Regions from separate parts of the Homo sapiens genome. Here region 2 is linked to region 1. A link is a contact called in ENCODE POLR2A ChIA-PET data. All regions are on one chromosome and are shown on one strand. Each heading gives the region's core, a stretch centred on a gene start or an enhancer-like site at or near the end of the contact. The rest is flanking DNA. Distances are from core to core; before and after follow the strand shown.

Evidence for each region. ChIA-PET counts read pairs that join two places held with the same protein, here RNA polymerase II (POLR2A).
Region 2: POLR2A ChIA-PET joins it to region 1 with 10 read pairs in AG04450. The contact joins the promoter of UBL7-DT here to the enhancer-like site in region 1. POLR2A ChIA-PET finds 5 or more read pairs at or near these places in 2 of 52 experiments (AG04450 and B cell).

Annotation. Positions count from the first base shown.
Region 1 is chr15:52,548,028-52,555,290 of GRCh38, reverse strand. It overlaps ARPP19 (cAMP regulated phosphoprotein 19), which reads left to right. Exons shown (of 3, transcript NM_006628.6): 3 at 3,187-7,263. The coding sequence ends at 3,357. Among named protein-coding and RNA genes, the nearest start is that of ARPP19, 17 kb to the left of the region's middle. Within about 2 kb of position 3,295, at least 4 of the 41 ENCODE cell types and tissues checked have a DNase peak (open chromatin) inside an H3K27ac peak, as active enhancers do.
Region 2 is chr15:74,456,777-74,464,039 of GRCh38, reverse strand. It overlaps UBL7-DT (UBL7 divergent transcript), which reads right to left and starts at 2,775. Exons shown (of 4, transcript NR_120377.1): 1 at 2,013-2,775. UBL7 (ubiquitin like 7) reads left to right here and starts at 2,880. Exons shown (of 11, transcript NM_032907.5): 1 at 2,880-3,003; 2 at 5,144-5,356. The coding sequence starts at 5,173. RefSeq lists enhancers at 1,361-1,861, 2,809-2,958, 3,249-3,338, 2,793-3,639, 3,795-4,314 and 1 more.

The DNA.
Region 1 (7,263 bases), core at 2,046-4,545:
TTGTCACTGTAATTTTTCTCTAGCTTGAACTATTTATTTTTAAGTATCTTCAAGTCAGATTTCATATACATTGTATCTTGGAGTTGGTGTTGTAGATATAAATAGTTGAGAATGAAGAAAATGCTACTGAATCAAGAAATAAGTAGATAGAATTTGAGAAGTGAGCTCTTTAATGATTCTGTATTATAACAGAATGTCAGTGAATAAGTTATTTTATATGAAGTTTTGATTTTTTTTAAAACTCTGGATCACAGGTTCTGGGTTTTAATTTTCCTCTATCACTAGTTAGCAAACTTGACAAATTACCTTAGCATCTTTAAGTAGCTTCTTAATTTGAGAAGGTTTGATTAGATATTATGATTATTATAATAGGTCTCTTCTTGTGTTGTACTCATTAATGTTATTATGAGGTTAATGTTATTATTAGGCTTTTAACAATATGACTGTGTACACATGACTACATAGATTATCAGAGCTGGGAGGGATATCAAGAAGCTGTGTGGCCTGTTTTTACATTTTTTATTTCTTTTTGCTTTTTGTTTTGTTTTTTCATATTTGTAGGGGTTGTGAAGTCCCTAGAAAACAGAGAATCCAGTTGTAAGAAACATGGCTTTAAAGTTGAACATTACCACTTTAGGTGATCACTTAGTGTCAGTGTAGTTGTAAATGCTGATGTAAGTATGGCCCATAAATTTGTGTGAGAGGAGGCTTTTATAAGATTGTCATCTAGATCATAATTAATTTTTAAATATTTTCATTACAAACTCATGAAATTTAGAGATTGTTAAAGACATATCATCATCGTTGTTATCTGTGGATCCCAATTTGATAAACATTAGTTCACTTCTCTATCTTAAAGCATTAGCTTCTTTCTCTGACATCTTTGTTGTTTTATTGTCTTTGCTGAATCTCTGCCTTTTGCAGTAACCTTTTCCTTTTTAGGGCAATTCTAATTGTCAGGCATTGATTTTAGTTTTATCTCTAGTCACACTAAATTTAATTCCTTTCCCCCAAGCAGAGTAGCCTAATCTACAGTTAATTGAGACCCCCTTGTGATGAACTTTTGCTTACTATAAAATTACTTACATTAGAAACTGCGTTTATTACATAGGGGGAAAATCTGCCTAAAATTTACATGTGTGTTAAATTTCTCAGTATGTGCTTCTGACAAAATAAGAAATTTGGCAGGCTGCTTTGTTCTCCTCTAGAGGCTACAAAATTCAGAAATAGCTTTTTAATATATTACAGTGCATCACAATTCTGAGGTTTTTCTGTCTGCTCATTTTAAAACATACAGAAGTGAAGCTGCAGAAAGCTTTAGATGGGCCTGTTCCAGGGTTCCTTGTTACTGTTCCGTATGGTACATATACAGTAATACATTAAAGCAGTTTCTGTCTTTAGGCCTTTGGGCCATAGACCAGGTCTGGCTTATCAAAAAGTGGTGGAGGAAAGCAGCCAATGAGACTTTTTCCTCAGGCCACTCAATAGTCTTATACTAAGCTGTGAGTTCCTAGCTATTTTGTTTTATCACATGAAGTATCCCTGAAGATATTAGCTTAAGATTCCATAAATATTATCTGTTTTCTTCCCCTTCACCCTTTGTCCAAGCCCTTGTTTCATACCTGGATTATTTCCTTTGCCAACCCAAGACTGAGATTAGAGCCCCCTTCTTTGAGCACCATATAGCACTGTGTGTGCTTAAGGCAGTATTGTAATTGTTGATTTACTTGACTATTGTCCCATCTTTGTATCTGACTCCAGCTCTCACATAGTGCCTCACATATAGCAGGCACTCAGTAAAGATGGGCTCAGCATGATAGGTGTAAGTTAGAACCCAGGCAAATTTATGTTTTTGCTCTGGAAGTCAAGTAGGTTAGTTGTATTAAGGTTGATGTTTAGCTCTCATCACAATTTGCATGTTAGTGGTAAAGGGCAGCTAAAAAAAAAGCAGTAGTCATACTTCATGTCTCTCTGTGAAAAATGGAGGAGGTGTGGAGTAGGGATATGCATTTTAAGTAATAATTTCTAGTGAGTTTATTTCTTTCATTACTCTAATATTTATATTTTTACCTTAATTTTTGGTAAACTGCTCTAGTTCAAATAAGTATGATTTAAATTCTTGCAGAAACACTTGTTCTAAATAACAGAATACCAGGAACTGTAAATAATAGTTTTAATAACTATAATTATGGGGGGGTTGGTTTTTTTGTTTTTGAGACAGAGTCTTGCTCTGTCGCCCAGGCTGGAGTGCAGTGGCACAATCTCAGCTCTCTGCAACCTCCACACCCCGGGTTCAAGCGATTCTCTTGTCTCAGCCTCCAGGGTAGCTGGGATTCCAGACACCTGCCACCACAACCGACTAATTTTTGTATTTTTAGTAGAGACGGGGTTTCACCATATTGGCCGTTCTGGTTTCAAACTCCTGACCTCTGACCTCAAGTGATCCACCCAACTCGGCCTCCCAAAGTGCTGGGATTACAGGCATGAGCCACCATGCCCAGCCAAATTATGTGTTTTATTTATAAAATAATTTAAGCAAGTGTTTCACCTGGTTGTTCCATTAGTAAATGAAAGATTTTATTTCACTGAGTCTGGGACTTCCCAAATAGCTTAATATTATATTAGTCTTGATGGTTCTTTATTAGAACCAGAATGGTTCAAGAAAGCCTGAAGGCAGGTTCTTTTTTTTTTTTTTTTTTTTTTTTTTGTGAGACAGTCTCTGTTGCCCAGGCTGGAGTGCAGTGGGGCAATCTTGGCTCACTGCAGCCTCCACCTCCCAGGTTCACATGACTCTTAAGCCTCAACCTCTGGAGTAGCTGGAGTTACAGATGTGCACCACCACACCCAGCTAATGTTTGTTTTTTGTTTTTTTTGTTTTTTTTTAGTAGAGACAGGGTTTCGCCATATTGGCCAGGCTGGCCTGGAACTCCTGACCTTAAGTGTTTCGCCTGCCTTGGCCTCCCAAAGTGTTGGGATTTCAAGAGTGAGCCACTGTGCCCAGTCTGAAGGGGGGCTTCTCGGCTGTTGACTTATGCTGGAACTCAGTACAGAGACTATTTCATCTAATTAATATTCCTGTTTAAATTCTTTTAGACCAACCTTATACGGACAGTATGGGGTTGCATCGACATCTTAAATCAGTAATTGCTAAGCTCTAATCTGAATTTTTTTTGTTTTTACTTATAGCAAAAATATTTTGATTCTGGGGATTACAACATGGCTAAAGCAAAAATGAAGAACAAGCAACTTCCTACTGCAGCTCCGGATAAGACGGAGGTCACTGGTGACCACATTCCCACTCCGCAAGACCTTCCTCAACGGAAGCCGTCCCTTGTTGCTAGCAAGCTGGCTGGCTGATTAAGAGGCTGAACTGCATGAATCTGCTAAATCTCATTATTTCTCCTTAATATGTTACTTATCTACTTTTTATTTCCTTTCATTCACTAGTCATTTGAGACTGACAGCTTTGCAGGTAGCAGTAGTGTGTGCTGCTATTGTGGAATATACGTGTGTAGAGTTTTTGATTAGTTTAACAGTGCACTGGTGAAGAGGACATGTTAGAGCAACATAAGTAAACTACTTGAAAATAGTTGTATATATTACCTAACTTCTAGTGTAGTACTGGTTCTAACAAGTAACAAGCAAGTTTTAAAATTTTAATGTTTTGGCTTTCATTACTTCATCTTAATTATAGCTTTGTATGTTACTCTTATTTAATATAATCTCTATTGTATTGATTTCTTCTGTATTTACCTTTTGGATTTTGTAAAACAGAAGTTTAAGACCACAAGTTAGAAGAAAGGTCACATATTTCAAACACAACTAGATGGGGCTCTGAAAGATTTGTATCTCTGTGCTTGAACTTGAATGGCCTTAAACCTGTTTCAGCTTTAACAGTAGAATTTTACTTGGGCAATATTTGCCCATTCTGGTGTAACTTATGTGACTCTAGTGCTTAACAGCTGCCGTTGAAGCTAATATTCAGTTCTGTAGAGTTAGAATACCTTTTGTTGTTGAAGATGTGAATGAAGTATGCATGTGCATTAACTGTTGAATTCACTTTTGTGCCATTTTTGTAAATACAGTAGTTTTGCACAACCTCTCACAAATGTCTGTATTAATTTCACATACTTAAAAAGTAGATAATGTGCCAACCAGAAGCACAAGAGTTCCTACACAAAACTCTGTAAATCATTATAGCTTTTGTATAATAAGAGTAGTTTACAATCTCGGGCTTATAGAATACCAAACTGAAATCTTAGTTCAATCTGCCATAGACTTAAGCTTTTCATTTGTTACTAATATCCATGACATTCAGTGGCCTTGTGCAAATACGATATGTTGCTTAGGCATATCTTTTGTCCTATGCAGAACCTTTCATTTTGATTTTTATGAAAGTTGCAATTCATGTAATTTATATAAACTTTTTAAATGTAGAAACTTTTTACTTCCACACTCAGTTTTGGAGACCCTAGAATAAAAGGCTTCAATACTCTGCATTCCATGCCCTCTGCCACCTGCTTTTTTTTCCCCTTTGTTCTTTGACTCAAATGGTATTGAGCTGTTTGTTGTATATGGAAGCATAGGTGTCTATATCCTTACTCTTTTATATAACACAATAATGGCGTTTTCCTTCTAATTTCTCAGTTGTTAACTTCTTTCTCTTTTTTTTTTAGGATAGGGCCTTGCTCTGTCACCTGAGCTCTAGTGCAGTAGTGCAATCACAGCTCACTGCAACCTTACTCCTAGGCTCAAGTTAACTATTCTTGATCCTTTATTATTACTAATATTCTACAATTGTTTAAATAAAAGGAACTTTATAATGAAACGGTTCGGAATACTGGCTCAAGAACCTATGTCAAGATGAGCTGAATTTTGGTAAATTATTTTAGGAATTATGACAAGCTAATTGAATTAGGCTTGTGACAATTAGAGTAATTTACATGACAGGTAAAACTCCTATTAAAAATGTTTAGATGTTTGCTTCTGTAGATGTCACTTTAGTAAAATACCAATTTAGTTTTACTTGTGGCTTATCTAGTTAGAACTTAGCAGACTTTACTGGGACAAGTTTACTGCTCTTGTAGGAGCTCCTCTCACAAGTAGTTGTAATGCTGTAGCATGATACTCAGGATCAGTAGCTTGAGATGCTACTATTTTTCTCTTCATCTTTGACTTGCAGAGAGCCTCCCGTTTTTGGATCCAGGCATCTTTTCTGAATCCTGGTTCCATCAGTATACCTGCTCTCCTATGACCCCAAATCATAGTCAATGGTGCCTCAAACATAGCACCTTAAGTTAAAGGCTGCCTAGTGCTCTGAGGAAAGCTTGCTGATTATCTTCCTGATCTACTCACCCCAAAAGGCAGAAAAGCAACACAGTCACTGCTGTGGTCATTTGTAATGTAAAGATCAGTTATATATATATATTTGTAATGAGAGCAAGTATATACTCATTATAGAATCAATTTAAGAAGTTTAAAATAACCCAGAGTAGAATTTCTATATCTAGTCTTGGTTTTTTTCATGAATATTTGCAAGTAATTACCATTAAATTCACACATGAAAGATTAATCTGAAAGATCAGAGACCATGTTATTCCTGACCACGATAGAACTGCTCCTGTGGTTTGGGACAAGTAATAAAACAACTGCTTGAGTTTTGTTTGTAAAATACATAATTAATATTTGACCTACCTCAAAATGTATTGAGGATCTGTGAAATGCTAAGTGCCCAAAATAAAATATTGCTGATTGTCTTTTTATTAAAAGTAAATTTCCTCATTAAGCCAACCTGCCTTCTGTAAGTCACAGTGCTTAAATCTCAGGATTTTTCATTAGGAGAGACCTGTCGTTAAGGATTTGTAGGTATAATTGCTTAGCCTCCATTATTGGTGCTTGGGATAGAGAGGTTTTAGATTTTTGTTTTTTTTTTGTTCTGCCTCAAAGCTCAGTTTATTGAAGACATTTGTAAGCTATTGGATCATCACTTGAATCAAGATTTTGACTAGTGAGCTTAATTGTCCATTTCTTACAATTTCAAAGTTACAGTCTCAGAAATGGTTAATTTTAATAACTGTCCTATCATAAATTAATGTTGGAATAAATTGAAGTTGTTGATAAATACTTCATGAAAACTAAAGTCTGAAATAAATTACTTGTTTTATGTCCAATAGCTACTACATTTGATAGAACAGTTTTGAGGAACATTTCATTCTTGAACGCAGCATCTGACATGGTTCTCAGCAAGTTGGAATAGTAAGGATTATTGGCTTGTTTCGATGAGTGGAAGCGGCATGTTTGTAGCATACAAGTTATTCAATAATCTTGTGCTGATGACCTAAAAATATGTCTTAACTATTCATCAAGGAAAGCCTGGTGAAGCCTTTACTTGTTACTACTTCAACAGTTGGAATTAGTTGCTCTTTTTACTTGATGAAACAAAACTATACCTCTGAATATTTATGGATACTTTTTACTAAATCAGGCTTGTGTTCTTAATCCAAATTAGTAAAGTTTTATGGAAGCTGAAATGTAATACAGTAGTCTCCCCTTATCTGTAAGAGATACATTCCAAGACCCCTAGTGGATGCCTGAAACCTCAGATAGTACTGAACCCTTTATCAACTATGTTTTTTCAGTCTGACAACCAAGGCGGCTACTAAGTGACTAAGGGGCAGGTAGTATACAGTGTGGATAAGCAGGACAAAGGGGTGATTCACATCCCAGGCAGGACAGAGCAGGAGATCATGAGATTTCATCACTCAGGATGGCTTGTGATTTATTTTATTTTATTCTTTTTTTTTTTTGAGATGGAGTCTCACTCTTGCCCAGGCTGGAGTGCAGTGGTGCGATCTTGGCTCACTGCAACCTCTGCCTCCTGGGTTCAAGCAGTTCTCCTGCCTCAGCCTCCCAAGTAGCTGGGATTACAGGCGTCCGCCACCATGCCCAGCCAATTTTTGTACTTTTAGTAGAGATGGGGTTTCACCATGTTGGCCAGGCTGGTCTCGAACTCCTGACCTCAGGTGATCCACTCGCCTCGGCCTCCCAAAGTGCTGGGATTATAGGCATGTGCCACCATGCCCGGCCGGCTTATGATTTAAAACATGAATTGTTTATTTCTGGAATTTTCCACATAATATTTTTGGACCAAGGTTGCCTCAGGTAACAAACTACAGAAAGTGAAATTGCAGATAAAGGGGATTACTGCTCCTCTGCTCTAAAATTGGTGTTTGGGTGATCAGAAGCAGGTAGCCAATGGGAAGA
Region 2 (7,263 bases), core at 1,526-4,025, about 22 Mb before region 1:
TATGCTCACATATACATAGATCTATATATACATATACACATCTATATGCACACATATTTAAATATATTTCATAGAAATATAGATGAATGGGTGTGTATATCAATATTCATTTATTTGCTAGGTCTAGTCACTGAAATAGACTGGAAATAATGACATCTCAGTAGCAATAAACACACCTAGCATCCAAACTTGGCTTCTAAATACCATTCCTTACTAAAAGGAACTAAGGCTCTTTGGAGAAATGAATGATGTGACAGATGTGAAAATCTATGACATAACTTATGAAAATGGCAGAGAGATGATCAGCCTCCACCCAACTGGAATGGTTGATGAAAGCTGAATGAGATTGTAAGTTACATGGTATTATTGTATTTATTAATTTCTTGATTTTGCTGGGTTGTACTGTGGCTGTGACATAGAATATATCCTTGTTTTCAGGAAATACAGAAATACTTTGGGTAATGTCTGTAATTGGCTCTTAAACGGATCGGGTGGAAAAACAAAAGAACAATATGCATAGTGAGAGAGTGAGAGAGAAAGAATGATGAGGTAAATGTAAACTATTAACAACTGGGGACTTTGGGTTAAGGGTATGAGGGCATTATTTTGTAATATTTTTGCAACTGTACTGTAAACTTGAAATTATTTCAAAGTAAAAAGTCTCAAGAATATTTGAGCACAGGGGAAATATTCAAGCTAGGTAAAATATGTAGATTACTAAACAAATGTACAGTGTAATCTAAATTTTGTTGAATATACATATTTAAGATTCAGTAAAATTATACTTTTAGAAGCATAAAACAAAGTTAACAATTGTCATCTATTGGTGATAGAATAGCCATGCCCCTCTTAAAGCCAAAAGGCTAGCAGATATCAAGACCTACTCTAAAGTTAGAGAAATCAAGACGTGTGACATTGGCACAATGACAGAAAAATACACCCATGGCACAGAATAAGAGTCAAAAATTGACCCAGACATACATAGTCACCGGATTTATGACAAAGCTGCCACTGAAATTCAGTGGGAACAAAATTTTTAAATAGTGCTGGATCAATTGTACACCCATATGGAAGAGATGAATCTTGATGTCTAACTCCTATCATATACAAAGATTAATGTGAAATTAATCATAGACCTAAATGTGAAAGATAAAATAACACAGAAGAAAACCTAGGATAGTATCTTCATAACGAGGGCAGGCAAAGATTTCTTACATAGGACACAAAAGGCACTAACCATCACAACAAAATTTCAGGCCGGGCGTGGTGGCTACCGCTTGTAATCCCAGCACTTTGGGATCACCTGAGGTCAGGAGTTCGAGCAGCCTGGCCAACGTGGTGAAACCCCGTCTCTACTAAAAATACAAAAATTAGCCGGGCGTGGTGGCAGGTACCTGTAGCCCCAGCTCCTCAAGAGGCTGAGGCATGAGAATCTCTTGAACCCGGGAGGCGGAGGGTGCAGTGAGCCGAGATCGGCCACTACTGCACTCCAATCTGGGCGACAGAGCAAGACTCCGTCTCAAAAAAAAAAAAAAGTTTTAAAATGAAATTAAATTATCTAATACCATTAAGAGTAAAAAAAAAATCATGAACTGGGAAAGTATTCACAATATATAATTTTGATAAATTATGGAGCTCAGGTGCAAGTAACTTAGTAGGCAGGAGAGGAAGGAGTCTAAAGAAGTCTAGTTAGGAAGGATTACTGAAAGAGGGGGTATATCTAAAAATGGGTAGGATGGGAAAGGGAGACTTTGGGAACAGCCATGGGTTCCTAATGCGCCCACAACATACATGGGAGTTATCCTGAAGATAAACTCCCTGAAGACAGTGAAAGCCATTTCAAAACTCCCCATATAACTTATGAGAACAGAGGGGTGATCTGCCTTTAATGTTAGGCCTTCTGAGATCCTGCGATCTGTTCGCTCTCCTCAGTAACATTACCCTGCTCAATTGCTGCCTTAATCCCAGGTCGCACATTGGAATGTGGGAATTCAGCGTTTACATTTACCCACACAGGATCAGCCTTCAGCTGCTACGATCAACTTCAGTATTTTCATATAATCACTTTTTTCTTTCCTTAGTTCTTGAATTATTAATTCCTTGAGAAGAGTCCAATCAGAGGTAGTCTTTCTTCAGTATTTTCGGTAATCCTAATTTCTGTGCAAAAAAATTTCTGTTCCATTTTAACCGTGCAGAACTTTCTGTTATCTAAAACACAGTTTCTCTATGAGAGTTCAGTGAAAATTCCCCTTCCCAAACTGATTCTATGAATGACTGTTAGATAAGCTTCACCACTGCATGTAGAGGGTGTACCAGGAACCCAAGTTAGTAGCTCTCCTCAAAGACCCAACTTTTGGAGGGGGTCATCGTCTGGTTCCTGGTATGCCTCCACAGGTAGGTCCGCCTCAGGAAGTCAGCGGCGAGGAGCACAGAAGAGGCTGCCTTCACCAACGGACAGCAGTTTTCATCGTGAGGGCCGTCGGCAACCGCTTGGATGTGTCTAAAGGGGCCGTTTGGGAACCGGCCCTTCTGGAGGGAAGGGTCGGAGTGGGAGGGGATCCGGGATCCGCCTTACGGCCGAGTGTCCAGCAGCGCGTTCCAACCTGGCAGAACCGACGTACTTCATATGCTCCTCAGGGGAGCGCGGGAATCACCAGGCTGAAGAATGACTGGAAATGGGACCCTCTCCAACCAAAGCACCCAGACATTCCGGCGCCGGACATTTCAAAGAGCGCGGAAGCCACGCCTTCCCCCAGAACCGGAAGCTTTGCAACTAGCGCCTCTTGTAGACTGGCTGTTTATAAGGGGGCGGGGGGCCACAGCGGGAACTGCAACTCCCAGAATGCAGCGCGGAATTTCCGGTTTCCGGCGAGAGGGCCAGAGTGAGTGTTTACACCGGCGGCAGTGCGGCCGGGTTCCTTCCGCGGGACGGGTGAGGGCGCTGGGGCCCTGGGCAGCGCGGGCTCGATGTGTGTCAGCCAAGTAGCTGGTCCCACTGGAGCGGTGAGGTCGCCACCGGATAGTGTTCCTGCCCCATTACTAGCGATCTGTGACCTTGGGCCAGTGATTTTACTGAGTCTTGCTTCCCTCATCTTTAAAATGTGGCTAATGCCTGCCTTAGGGAACCGTTGTGAGGATTAAGTGAGACATGGTATATAAAACGACCTCCTTCTGGCATAAACTTGAGGTGGAAGATACCTTGAGGATGCTTGAAGGTCTGCTAGGCAGCTTCACAGCCTTTTCTTTCCTCTTCTCTATCAGAGGTCTCTTTGGAAGCAATAATGATGACTATAACAAGAACTTATCTTGCTTTGCAAGATTCTTCCGCCGTCAGAGTTTCTGATTTATTTTCTGGGGTTCCATGTATGCCAGGTATGGGGACAAGGATGAAGAAAACTTTAGTCTTTTGTTTTCAAGGGCATTCAAGAATTGGGGTGGAGGAGGGGGCAAGCAGATATTTGTAGCCCTTTTGTTCTGAGGGGATGTGGGAACAACAGAGGAAAGAGAGGGGACTGAGGTTATTGAATCTGTGTTGGTTTCGGTAGGAGTTTGCTAAAAGGCCAAAAAGGGAAGAGAAATTACATGCAGAGTTAGATGAGCAGAGGTGTAAAATAGGGGAGAGCTTTGTTATGAGTGTGTACTTACATGTTGTGGAGGTCCTTTGCAGGGGTAGGGCTCTGTTGGGGAATGAGGCTGGCAGGGAGTTTTGTAAGCCAGGCGATGAAGTTTAGACTTAATTTATATAGATGGTTTAGAGGTATTGGAAGAGGTCTTTTTCTGGGGGGCCGGGGTGGGGCAGGGAGGGACGGAGTCTCTGTCGCCCAAGCTGGAGTGCAGTGGCGCTATCTCGGCTCACTGCAACCTCCACCTCCCGGGTTCAAGCAATTCTCCTGCCTCAGCCTCTCAAGTAGCTGGGATTACAAGCGCCTGCCACCACGCCCTGCAAATTTTTTCTATTATAGTAGAGATGTAGTTTCACCATGTTGGCCAGGCTGGTTTCAAACACCTGATCTTAAGTGATCCGTCCTCCGCGGCCTCCCAAAGTGACAGGATTACAGGTGTGAGCCACCGCGTCTGGCTTTTTTTTTTTTTTTTTTTTTTTTTTTTGCGACAGAGTCTCTCTCTGTCACCCAGGCTGGAGTGCAGTGACGTGATCTTGGCTCACTGCAACCTCAGCCTTCCGAGTAGGTGGCACTACAGGTGCGCACTACCACGCCCAGCTAATTTTTGTATTTTTAGTAGTGACGGGTTTCACCATGTTGGCCAGGCTGGTCTTGAACTCTTGAGCTTAGGCAATCCGCCCGCCTAGGCCTCTCAAAGTGCTAGGGTTACAGGCATGAGCCACCGCGCCCAGCCCGACATTGGAAGAGTTCTAAGCAGAGAAGTGACTTGGTCAGATCTGTGTTTTAGAATGATGGGTTGTGGCCAGGCGCAGTCGCTCATGCCTGTAATCCCAGCACTTTGGGAGGCCGAGGCAGGTGGATCACGAGGTCAGGAGATCGAGACCATCCTGGCTAACACAGTGAAACCCCGTCTCTACTAAAAGTACAAAAAAAAAAAAAAATTAGCCTGGCGTCGTGGCGGGTGCCTGTAGTCCCTGCTACCTGGGAGGCTGAGGCAGGAAGGCAGGAGAATGGCGTGAACCTGGGAGGTGGAGCTTGCAGTGAGCCGAGATCGCGCCGCTGCACTCCAGCCTGGGCAACAGAGCGAGACTCCGTCTCAAAAAAAAAAAAAAAAATGATGGGTGTTGTTAGGTGGCAGCATAGATATTTGATAGGGAGAGGCAAGAGGCAGGGAACTTGTTATAAAGCTGTTCTACTGGTTCAAGCAACAGTTGAAGAAAATTGGAAAAAGGGGCATACAGAAGGGAGAGGGTTAGATGATCTCTCTCACAACATTCCTATTAGATTGGATGGCGTTTTTATGTCCACGTTAGGGATGAAGAAACTGAGGCCTAGAGAGCTGTCCATCACAGTATGAGTAGAGAGAGAACCCCAGATTCTAGTTCTGGCCTCCTGATGGTACGCCCTATGCCTCTTCAACAGTGTCACATTGAATTGTCTTTCATTCAACCCTTTGGTGGGTGGGGGTGGAGTAGAGTGGTGGTCTGTCTTTTAACCACTGAGGTTTTGTTCTTTTACAGGGAGAAAGAGAGAGCGCGAAAGAGAGAGGATGTCTCTCTCAGACTGGCACCTGGCGGTGAAGCTGGCTGACCAGCCACTTACTCCAAAGTCTATTCTTCGGTTGCCAGAGACAGAACTGGGAGAATACTCGCTAGGGGGCTATAGTATTTCATTTCTGAAGCAGCTTATTGCTGGCAAACTCCAGGAGTCTGTTCCAGACCCTGAGCTGATTGGTGAGTCTCTCTGGACTGGGGTTGGGCTGCTGCTCTGATCTCTTTTGGGGGAGGATACTTCTGGAATTACAAGAGTAAAGTAAGGGCTTGGGATTTGTTGCCTCATAATGTTAACACTCCAGGGAAGTGAATGTTGGGTAAATAGAAACACAAATCATATAATGAAACTATTGGTTGCCATTTCAGCCATGTATTATACTGAACTACCTTATCACCAGGTTCTTTATGACATTGTCTTGTTTTTTGTTTTTGTTTTTGTTTTGCTGTGTAGCCCAGGCTGGAGTGCAGTGGTGCGATCTCGGCTCACTGCAACCTCTGTCTCCTGGGTCCCAGTTCAAGCAATTCTGCCTCAGCCTCCCGAGTAGCTGGGATTACAGGCACACACCACCATGCCCAGCTAATTTTTGTATTTTTAGTAGAGACATGGGATTTCACCATGTTGGCCAGGCTGGTCTTGAACTCCTAACCTTGTGATTCTGCCCGCCTCAGCCTCCCAAAATGCTGGGATTACAGGCATGAGCCACCGCTCCTGGCCAACATTGTGAATTCTTTTTCTGAAAGAACAGAAGTTTGGGATGAGTTAGGAAAGGAGAAGTTGGTCAGGGGAGGCTCCTCAGTATATTTGAGGTAGGTCTTCAGGGATGATTAGAAGGATTTTTGCTTGGTTGACTGAGTAAAGGAAAGGCAGTAAAAAAGAAAAAGTGGCGTGGGCAGTCCAGGTGGAGGAGGGAGGAATTTAAATATAATTAAATTACACTGAAAAGGTAATTTTTAATAGCTAAAGGATCCAACTGGCAAGAAAGATGTTTTCAGTCATACCTGGATTGGGTTCATCCTATTTTGTTGTTTTTCCATTGATTTAAATTGGGCAGCCTCCACAATGTTAAACTCCAGAGTTTTTCTGTGGATAGATTCTGTGTGAATCCTTTTTTTTTTTTTTTTTTTTTGAGACGGAGTCTTGCTCTGTTGCCCAGGCTGGAGTGCAGTGGCGAGATCTCAGCTCATTGTAACCTCTGTCTCCCAGGTTCAGGCAATTTTCCTGCCTCAGCCTCCTGAATAACTGGGATTACAGGCCCGCACAACCACAACTGGCTAATTTTTGTGTGTATGTGTGTATATATATATATATTTCTTTTTTTTTGAGACAGAGTCTTGCTCTGTTGCCCAGGCTGGAGTGCAGTGGTGTGATCTTGGCTCACTGCAACCTCCGCCTCCTGGGTTCAAGCAATTCTCCTGCTTCAGCCTCCTGAGTAGCAGGGATTACAGGCGTCTGCCACCATGCCTGGCTAATTTTTGTATTTTTGGTAGAGACGAGGTTTACCATCTTGGCCAGGCTGGCCTTGAACTCCTGACCTCAGGTGATCCACCCACCTCGGCCTCCCAAAGTGTTGGGATTACAGGTGTGAGCCACCGTGCCCGGCCCTAATTTTCGCCATGGCCCAGGTTTCGCCATGTCGGCCAGGCTCCAAAAGTGCTGGGTTTATAGGTGTGAGCCACCACATCTGGCCAGATTCGATGTAAGTCCATTTTATGAGTTTATATTTGCAAATAGTTGTTGAAATGTATTTAATTGGCTAGGCATGGTGGTTCACGCCTGTCATCCCAGCACTTTGTGAGGCTAAGGCAGGAGGATCCCTTGAGCCCAGGAGTTAAGAGACTAGTCTAGGCAACATGGCAAAACCCCGTCTCTACAAAAAACTACAAAAATTAGCTGGGTGTGGTGGCATGTGCCTGTAGTCCCAGCTACTCAGGAGGCTAAGGTGGGAGAATTGCTTGACCCCAGGAGGTTGAGGCTGCAGTGAACCGTGATGGTGCCATTGCACTCAAGCCTGGGCAACAGAGTAAGACCCTGTTTTCCAAAAAAAAAAAAGTATTTGTTAAGTTATTGAATAAGAGTATCTTTTAAA